Linked DNA regions of Homo sapiens: all the other regions are linked to region 2. Evidence: chromatin contacts called from ENCODE Hi-C data. All regions are on one chromosome and are shown on one strand. Each heading gives the region's core, a stretch centred on a gene start or an enhancer-like site at or near the end of the contact. The rest is flanking DNA. Distances are from core to core; before and after follow the strand shown. Region 1 has its middle 8.4 kb from the start of MIR3916. Region 2 holds the start of DESI2 (desumoylating isopeptidase 2). Region 3 holds the start of FLJ39095 (a long non-coding RNA gene).

Evidence for each region. A loop is a pair of places that touch in the nucleus more often than their neighbours do. Pooled maps may share reads with other maps.
Region 1: a map of CD8-positive, alpha-beta T cell shows a loop between it and region 2 (8-fold over the local background). The contact joins the enhancer-like site here to the promoter of DESI2 in region 2. A Hi-C loop is called at or near these places in 2 of 168 maps with a recorded cell type or tissue (CD8-positive, alpha-beta T cell and naive thymus-derived CD4-positive, alpha-beta T cell), 1 of 37 single-sample maps with no recorded cell type and 11 of 50 pooled maps.
Region 3: a loop to region 2 is called in a map of sigmoid colon, with 10 times the contacts of the local background. The contact joins the promoter of FLJ39095 here to the promoter of DESI2 in region 2. A Hi-C loop is called at or near these places in 3 of 168 maps with a recorded cell type or tissue (naive thymus-derived CD4-positive, alpha-beta T cell, psoas muscle and sigmoid colon) and 12 of 50 pooled maps.

The regions. Positions count from the first base shown.
Region 1 is chr1:247,209,124-247,211,823 of GRCh38, reverse strand. No RefSeq gene overlaps it. Among named protein-coding and RNA genes, the nearest start is that of MIR3916, 8.4 kb to the right of the region's middle. RefSeq lists silencers at 766-1,025, 1,166-1,375 and an enhancer at 860-1,359. Within about 2 kb of position 1,388, at least 35 of the 41 ENCODE cell types and tissues checked have a DNase peak (open chromatin) inside an H3K27ac peak, as active enhancers do; they include CD8-positive, alpha-beta T cell, where a contact is called at or near this core.
Region 2 is chr1:244,651,508-244,654,565 of GRCh38, reverse strand. It overlaps DESI2 (desumoylating isopeptidase 2), which reads right to left and starts at 1,440. Exons shown (of 5, transcript NM_016076.5): 1 at 1,211-1,440. The coding sequence starts at 1,252. RefSeq lists a silencer at 927-1,696 and enhancers at 1,777-1,936, 2,196-2,769.
Region 3 is chr1:247,103,226-247,105,925 of GRCh38, reverse strand. FLJ39095 (a long non-coding RNA gene) reads right to left here and starts at 1,415. Exons shown (of 3, transcript NR_147502.1): 1 at 286-1,415. ZNF669 (zinc finger protein 669) reads left to right here and starts at 1,570. Exons shown (of 4, transcript NM_001142572.2): 1 at 1,570-1,729. The coding sequence starts at 1,727. RefSeq lists an enhancer at 1,325-1,619.

The DNA of each region.
Region 1 (2,700 bases), core at 139-2,638, 2.6 Mb before region 2:
CAAAGCTGTGGAAGACCTGAAGACTGGGGATTAGGTCCTCCTGGGGGCTCCATTGTTCTTTTTTTGACTGTCTGATTTTTGGGAGGAAGATGGACAGCAGGCGGGGCAGCAATGGTCTACCTGTGGACACTCTCTTTTTGCAGCCCTTGCTCTCTCTAGGGCCCTGTCCCTTCAGCCTTTGGCCTGGGGAGAGACGTTGATAAGGAGGACCGATCTTTCACTGCTGGAAGGAAATGAGGGTTCAGACCGTTCACCTCCCTCAGAGCTGCACGGCAGTGTGACAGCCACTGGCCATGTGTGAGTACTGAGGGCCTGGAATGTGGCTGAACAGAGACGTGCTGGGAAGGTGAAATACAGAGTGAGTTTCACAGATTGACTACCGAAAATTATATAGTTCATTAATATATTGATGAATATTGAGATATTGATCATACATTGAAATGATAATATTTTGAATATATTGGGTTAAATAAATTATTACAATCAGTTTCACCTGTTACTTTTAATGTTTAAAAGGTGGCTACTAGGAAATTTAAAATTCACACGTGGCTTACATTTTATTTCTTAAAGGATTGCCTCCCTTTTTGAAATTTCAGGCTGCCTGATCAAACTACCAGAGGCCAGAAAGGTCATAAAATCTGAAATGTTAAAATCATTGCCATTATATTGTTTTCATTTGTGAATAACATATATATATTATTTATAAATGGATATAACCTTATACAAAAGGTTAAATGAAAATGCCCCCTGGGCTGGGCCAGGCCCAGCGCAAGCAGGAAGCCCTGCATGAAAAGGCTGCAGCCAAGAACCTGTCACTTTGTCGCCCTCAGCCCAGCGTCCGATCACATCCTCCGTCACTCAGGGACTGAGGGGGCGGGGCCTGGAGCCCTATCCAATCAGGGGCGCTGACGTAGGAACCGTCCAATCGGGCGTGCAGCCGGACAGAAGGGCGCGGCTTCCGGGATCTGGCGGGGCCTTCGTCTCTCCTGCCAGCCTCAGCTGGGTCGTCTTCTGTGCTCGGCGTGCTTTGCTCGGGGAAGCTCAGGTGGCCGCCACAGCCTCTTGCCCTCTGACCTGCAGGTATCAGGAGATCCATAGCTAAGCAGCCTGGACACCCGGGAAGCTGGGAAATGGTGAGTATGTGGGCGGGGTCCCGAGGTGGGCAGGGGGCTGATGGAAACGGGCTGGAACTGGCTGTGGCGGCCCCAGGCCTCCCCACAGCTGCCTCCGGAGTCTGCAGACCCGAGACCCCGCTGGACCCGCCCGGCCCTCAGCTTCCCCTGGCCTCAGGATGTGGGCTGGGCCGCCAGCCTCACCCGGCGTCCGGTCCGCTTCTGCGCTCGACTTCCGCCCGGCGCGTCCCCTCGCTGGCAGCTGTGCGGTGGCGACGGCAGGGGCCTGGGGGAGAGCCCCGACCCAGGAGGAGCCACTGCGTGGGAGGAGCTGTGGGCTGTGGGGTCCCAGGCCCTCCTTTCTCCTGGTAAAAATGAAAAGGGAATCAAGGTTTAAACGTTAAAGAGATTATTTGAGCAAAGAGCTGTTCATCAATGCAGAGCGCCCAGTCATGGTTTGTGGGTGCTTGGAGCAAAGGCTTTTGTAAGGGGCATAAGGAAGCGAACCAAATTCAGAACTTGGTTACAGTTACAGTTGTGGAGTCGCCTTATGTGGACTGTCCAGGTGGAAATTTCCTGGTTATTTAATGAGAGGTTAATTGGAGGTTTGTGGTTGGTTCAGGCTGAAAATCGTTTCTTCCTAAGGTAGTAATTTACAAGACATGTATTTCAGTTAGATTTTTTTCCTTAGGAACCGATGGTCCTAGTGCTACTTCAGTCTAATTGATTGCTAGTTAATTATTTTAAACACTCCAGAGGGGGACTGGTTTTCCACTGCGTTTCCAAATGTGTGGCAAGCACGGTCTCACATCCACCATCCTGTCCCCCCAGCCTGTGTGTCCTTTATTGTACATTTCACACACAGTGTTTTCATCATTTTTTCACAGAGCATTGGATGGCACTTTTTTTAGACATCTGTTTTCTGTTTGTAAACATTTTATGTGAGCAGAGAAGAATCACCTGACACACTGCTTTAAAAAAAATCTTTGTGTCTCTTCTTTTATCTTCCCCAGGCACAGACACCTTATCGGAATGTCTTTGGTTTGAGGTTCTGCTTTGGAAATTTTACAAGGTCATGTGTCCTCAGCCACCCTCCAGTCTTTTTCTGTGCCTGGGTTTCATAATTGTCTGGGGGTGACCCATCTCAAGGCATGTTTAGTGAACATTAGCACGTTGTTCCTTTCCTCCCAGAGGACAGCCTCAGTGATGGAGGTGGAGCCTCTTAAGGGAGCAGATGGATGCCCTGGGGCTGAGAGGAAGCTGGTCCTACCCTTCATTTACAAAGCTAACCCCTTAGGACATGCAGATTGTCTTCACCCAACTCCAGCGTCTGTTCCTTGGGGACACATTGCTGGTCAGCCAGTTGGATGCTGATATTGAGAAGAAAAAACAGAAATGATTTCTGACATCTGGATTCTCTCAGACTTGTGAAGGGGGAAAAACTGTTCCAAAGGACAAGGAAGACCCACTGCAGTGAGGGGGCGCGAGAATCTGCAAAGTCAAGCCACTTGGGGCACCCAGTGGGGCACAGTGTGGTGGCTCCTGGGCAAGGCGGGAAGGTGGTCAGTGAGCAGTATGGAAACAGAGG
Region 2 (3,058 bases), core at 191-2,690:
GGCTCACATCAGAATTCAACAGAGGACTCATCTCAAGTGGCAGGCAGTTCCTACACCCTTCTGACACAATTCCCAGATATGGCATGAGAAATCCCACTCTACCCAAGATATAATAACACTGTAAATTTAGAAACTTATAAATAATACAAGGGAATACAAAGTTTAGAACTGTATAAGACTCTTGGCCTGTAGTATTTCTGCTCTCCTGCATCTTTAAGCCAACAAAAATAACGACGGGCAATTTTTCATTTGTCAGTCAACTTACAAGGAATTTTAAGCACTGCAGTCAGAGGTACTAATCCAGTCTACAGAACAAAAACCCATTCTACAGAACAAAGCAAGCAAACACACCCAAACATGCATCTAACTGCAACGACAATTCTCTACCGGGTGCTTTTTTCTGGGGGCATTTCACTGCAAAAATCAGGCAAACCAGTTCTTGGACTCGATTCTGCGTGCTTGCCATACTCCAAAGTTAGATGATACAATAAACAACTTCTTCCCTTCCCTCTCCCGTGGTCACGTCACCTGTTGCATCACCTGGAAAGTGGTCTTCAGAGTGTAGGAAAGGAGCACCACCAGGATCTCTAAATAATTCAGCTGGGCTATTTTCTTGAGAAATGTTAGCCTCATTCATATTTTAACGAGGTTGCCTTTAACACACAAGGAAAGGGTGTGTTGGCTCCTGTTCACCTTTGAAGAGATTCTAGCACAGGCACCCGAAAGCTGTGACCTTCTGGACTTAGAGGGGCTTGGGAGTTTCTGAAGACGTAGCCATGGAGAGAGACGGACAGTTCGGCAGAAGCAGAGGAGCTGGGAGCGCAGGCGGTCGGGACGGGGGTCCCGGGGCAGCCCCGGGGGCCGGCAAGTGGGGTTGGAAACGCAACGGAAGCTTTGCCGAAAGGACACTGCACGTCGGCCAAGGGGTCGGGCCCAGAGCCGGGGTCGGGTCCAAGCTGAGCGGATGGGAGAGGTTCAAGCCCACCCGAGCTTTGGCCAAAACCCTCGGGCTGACTGGGTTCACCGGAGCGTCGACGAGTGCGAGGATTAAAAAATAACAATACTCCCTCCTTCACCCCCGGCTTCCCCCGAGAACTAGGCTGGAGGCGGAGACGCCAGGCAGGAAGCGCCTGGGGCCGGGGTCCGAGCCCCACGGGCGAGAGGAAGCCGGCCTGGGCCAGGGCTCGGGGCCGCCAGGGGCCGCACTCACCATGTCGTACACGTTGAGCACCACTAACTGGTTAGCCCCCATCCTCCTCCCCGCGGCCGCCGCCTCGTCCTCAAGCCGCTCCGTCTCCGCGGGGCCGGAGGCCGCTCTCACCCCCGCGGGCGCTTCAGGGGGCCTGAGCCGGGCACTAAGCGTACAGCCCGGCCCGCGGCAGCCGGGGCGGAAGCATCGGGCAGCCGAGCCGCTCCCGGGCGCCGCCGACAGGAGCGTCTGTGCGGACGGGGCCGGACCGTTGGCGGCCCGCTCCGGATGAGGCACCTCCCCTAGGCGGCAGACACGTGGGGAAAGGCGGGGCTTGAGCAAGGGGCGGGCGCCAGGCGCCCCGGGGGCGGGGCCGGCCCGGCGCCAGGACTGAGCCCGCCTGCGCTCTGGTTCTCGGCCGGCGCACCTCGGGACCTAAAATGGCGGCAACTCCGGCGCCTCCGCGTCCTGGAGGAACGGGGACCCAGGAAGACTACAGTTCCCAGCATGCAGTGAGGATTCCCCCTTGCTACTATAAGTGCAGAGGCGGAGTCTCAACAGCCCTTCGACTACAACTCCCTGCATGCCGCGGGGGCCCCGGTCCTACCAGACCAGGCCTCCCCGGGAGACTACAACTCCCAGCATGCAGTGCTTTAGAGCTGCGGCAGATCCCTTGCCGCCCGCGGGCGGTGAAATCTCCTACCTTCATTCACCCTCTCATCTCAGGTGCTGCTGCTGTTAGTAGTTCATGTTGCGTTGAGCTCGATGAAGCCAGCGAAATGTGGCAAAAGACCAGAGTGATGACCCTAAGTTTTCCAAATGCTTCCTCACCTTTTATTTGGCAAGGGGAGTGGTGGGGAAATAGAGGAAGACGAGTTACTGGTGTGGGATGAGGTGTAACGTGCATCCAATTAATCCTCAATGTGGAATTTACATTTTGTGAAACTATCCTGCTGAGATGGGAAGGGTACAGTAACCGTAGCTTAGCACAATCCTGGGACGTAGTATGCAGCTCTGCATTAATTCAACAAATGTTTGTTATGTGCTTCCTATGTGCCAGGCAGTGTTGTAGGCCCTCGGGAATGCCGTGATAAACAGGAACAGGGACATACAAAATATCACTGGTATGTGCTTTGCAGAAAATTTAAGTAAGGTGAAGTCATTCTTAAATTGGCTGCACGGGGAAGATCGCTGTAATGAGTTTTAAGCTGAAATGTGAATGACAAAGCCAGCCCCGCAGATATGAGGGGGAGGAGTATTTCAGTCAAAGGGAACAAATGCAAAGATCTGAAGCATGAAGGAGTTTTCTGTATTCAAGGAAACAAAAGATCACTCTTGCTGGGACACAGTAGGCAAGGAGTCGACGGTACTAGATGAGCTGGGCAGGTAGGCAGAGGCCAGATCCCGGAAGGATTTTAAAATTCATAACAGGGGTTGTATTTTAAACGAAGCCATAAGTTTGGACCAGGGAGTGAAATGAGTGTGCGTGTGTTTAAAAATGATTACTTGGGTTGCTGTGTGGAAAATGGATTTCAGAGAGGCAAAGGAGGTGGAAATAGGGAGATGAGTGTGGCAGATTGTGAAAATAGCCACAAATTATTTCCAGTCTCCCAAATTATACTCTTTGGTGGTGTCTACCCCCACTGACTGCACTGGACTGTGACTTGCTGTGGACGTGGGACATTAACATCGTGCAAGCAGAGGCTTAAAAAACACTTGTGAGTTGGGGCTTGCCCTCTTGCTGAACTTGGGAGTCCTGTGACCACCATTTTAGGAATGAGTGTGGGCTAGCCTGATGGATGATGAGGGACACGTGGTCAAGTCACGGCCCACATCCAGCTGACAACCAACCAACTGCGAACATGTGAA
Region 3 (2,700 bases), core at 166-2,665, 2.5 Mb before region 2:
TGAGAGATTGGACAAAACCTGGGACCAGAGACTGATTTTCTTCTAAAATGCTTTCTCCAAAATATTTTTAAAAGAAAAGGGGGAAATTGGAAAGGAAAATGTTTTGAGCCCCCCAGATCACTAAGCTAAAGGGGAAAGTCAATCTGGGAACTGCTTAGGGCAAACCTGCCTCCCATTCTATTCAGAGTCATCCCCTGCTCACTGAGATGAATGCATATCTTATTGCCTCCTTTGGAAAGGCTAATCAGAAACTCAAAAGAATGCAACCGTTTGTCTCTCACCTACCTGTGACCTGGAAGCCCCCTCCTGGCTTCGAGTTGACCCGCTTTTGCTTCAGGTTGTCCCGGATCAAACCAGTGTTCATCTTACATATGTTGATTGATGTCTCCTGTTTCCCTAAAATGTATAAAGCTGTCAGATACAGTCAGTTTCTCTTCCAAGGTTTGGCATGTTAACTTTCTTGTTTTTTTGTTTTCGAACTCAACTTTCTTGTTCTCCATGCCTCCTTGCCCTTAGTTACTGTAAACAACCTTCCGTCAGTTCTAATCAATAACTCACATCTGTTCCCTTGGTTACCTGCTCTGCACCCATTTCTCCCTTGGAAACCGCAAGTCCCACCATTGTAACTCACATCCCCCTTCCCCCTTCCTTATTTGGGAAAATATTCACAAATAGCCAACCGGGTCAGTTTAGATCGTGCGGTCTGACCCCAGCCCATGCCAGAGGTAGGGACTGCGTTAGGAATAAAAACCCCTGCTTTCCTCTGTTCAGTGTGCTCTTGCGATCGTGATTGATGCGAGCAGCACGCTTCTGCAGAAGTAAATTGCGTTGCTGAGAAAACTTTCGCTTGAGTGCTGGTTTCACTTTGCGGCACCGAGCATTTCTCTCCAACAAAACCAAGCTGTGCTCTGACCACCTTGGGCACATGTCATCAAGGACATCCTGAGGCTGTGTCATGCATATGCATCCCCAACCTTGGCAAAATAAACGTTCTAAATACTCTTACCCCAAATGCTCAGGGAGACTGATTTGAATAATCATAAAACTCCAAGCCTGCACTCCAGCCTGGGAGACAGAGCAAGATTCTGTTTCAAAAAAATAAAATAAAATAAAAAAACTCCGGTCTCCCGCACAGAGGACACTGCGTGAATTACTCTTTCTCTATTGCTATTCCCCTGTCTTGAGAAATCGGCTCTGTCTAGGTAGCGGGCAAGGTGAACTCCCTGGGCAGTTACAGAACTGTCATTATATTGCTTCCAATTTTATATATATATATATATATAAAAGGCACAAATAGCTATAACTTGTATACAGGTTAAATGTGAATGTCCTTCTTGCATGGTCGGATCCCAGCGCAGGAAGGACGCACCGCCTACAAACCGCTAGGCCAAAAGCGGTCATTCTGACCTCATCCAGCCTCACGTGAGATCGCAATCTCCTGTCACTCAGGGCCTGAGGGGCGGGGCCTGAAGCCCCATCCAATCAGGGGCGCTGGGGTGGGGACCGTTCAATCAGGCGCGCCGCCGGAAAGGAGAGGGCGGCTTCCGGGATCTGCCTGGCGGTTGCTTTGTCTCTCCTTCGCCGGAGCCGGCTCTTCCTGTTAGTCTCCGCTGCTAGTTCTTGGCTCTGGGAGGCCCAGGTGGCTCTGCAGCAGCCTCTGCCACCCTGTGACCTGCGAGTATTGGGACATCCCTAGCTGACGCCAGGACACCCGGGAAGCCGAGGAATGGTGAGTGGACTGCGCCTGGCTTCCCGAAGTGGAGAAGAGGGCTGGTTGAAACCTGCTGTGGCGCGACTCGGGCCTCCACGCCATCGGCTCCGGAACCTGCGGACCGAGTCGCCGTGGCGTAGCCGGGGCTCAGTCCTCTTCTGTTCAGGGCCGGGCCGGGCGGGGCGGGCAGCGGAACCCCTGCATCCTGTCTGTACCTGCGGGCGCCACTTCCGCCGGCCGGAGCCCTGTCGGGAACCCCTCGCCTCCCCTATCCAGGTAGTGTGGTGACCACGGGAGGGTGATGCGGGAGAGCCCCGACTCGGTGTCTCGGTGTGCGGGGTTCCAGCATGGGAGGAGCTGTGGTTCATGGGGCTTCCAGTCCCACCTTTCTTCCCCTAAAATTAAGCCGAGGCTTTGTTAAAACGTTAAACCGTGTGTTTGAGCAAACGGCGATTCATAAACCAGGTACCGCAGTCATGGTTTGTGGTTTGGGGTCCACAGAAGGGGCGTAAATGAGAGGCTTTGATAAGGTTAATGAGGAAGCAAACCATATTCTTTTTTTTTTTTTTTTTTTTTTTTTTTGGAGACGGAATCTCGCCCTGTCGCCAGGCTGGAGTGCAATGATGCAGTCTCACTCATTGCAACCTCTGACTCCCGGGTTCAAGCGATTCTCCTGCCTCAGCCTCCCGAGTAGTTGGGATTACAGGCGCCCGCCACCACGCCCAGCTAATTTTTGTATTTTTGGTAGAGACAGGGTTTCGCCATGTTGGCTAGGTTGGTCTCGAACTCCTGACCTTAAGTGATCCGCCCGTCTCGGCCTCCTAAAGCGCTGAGATTACAGGCGTGAGCCACCGCGCTCGGCCAAAATATTTTTCTGTTTACAAACATTTTACATGAGAGGAAAGCGGAGAATAAACCATCTGACACTCTACTGTAAAAAAATCTTTGTGCCTCTCTTCATCTTTCCTAAGTGTGCATATTACCAAAAT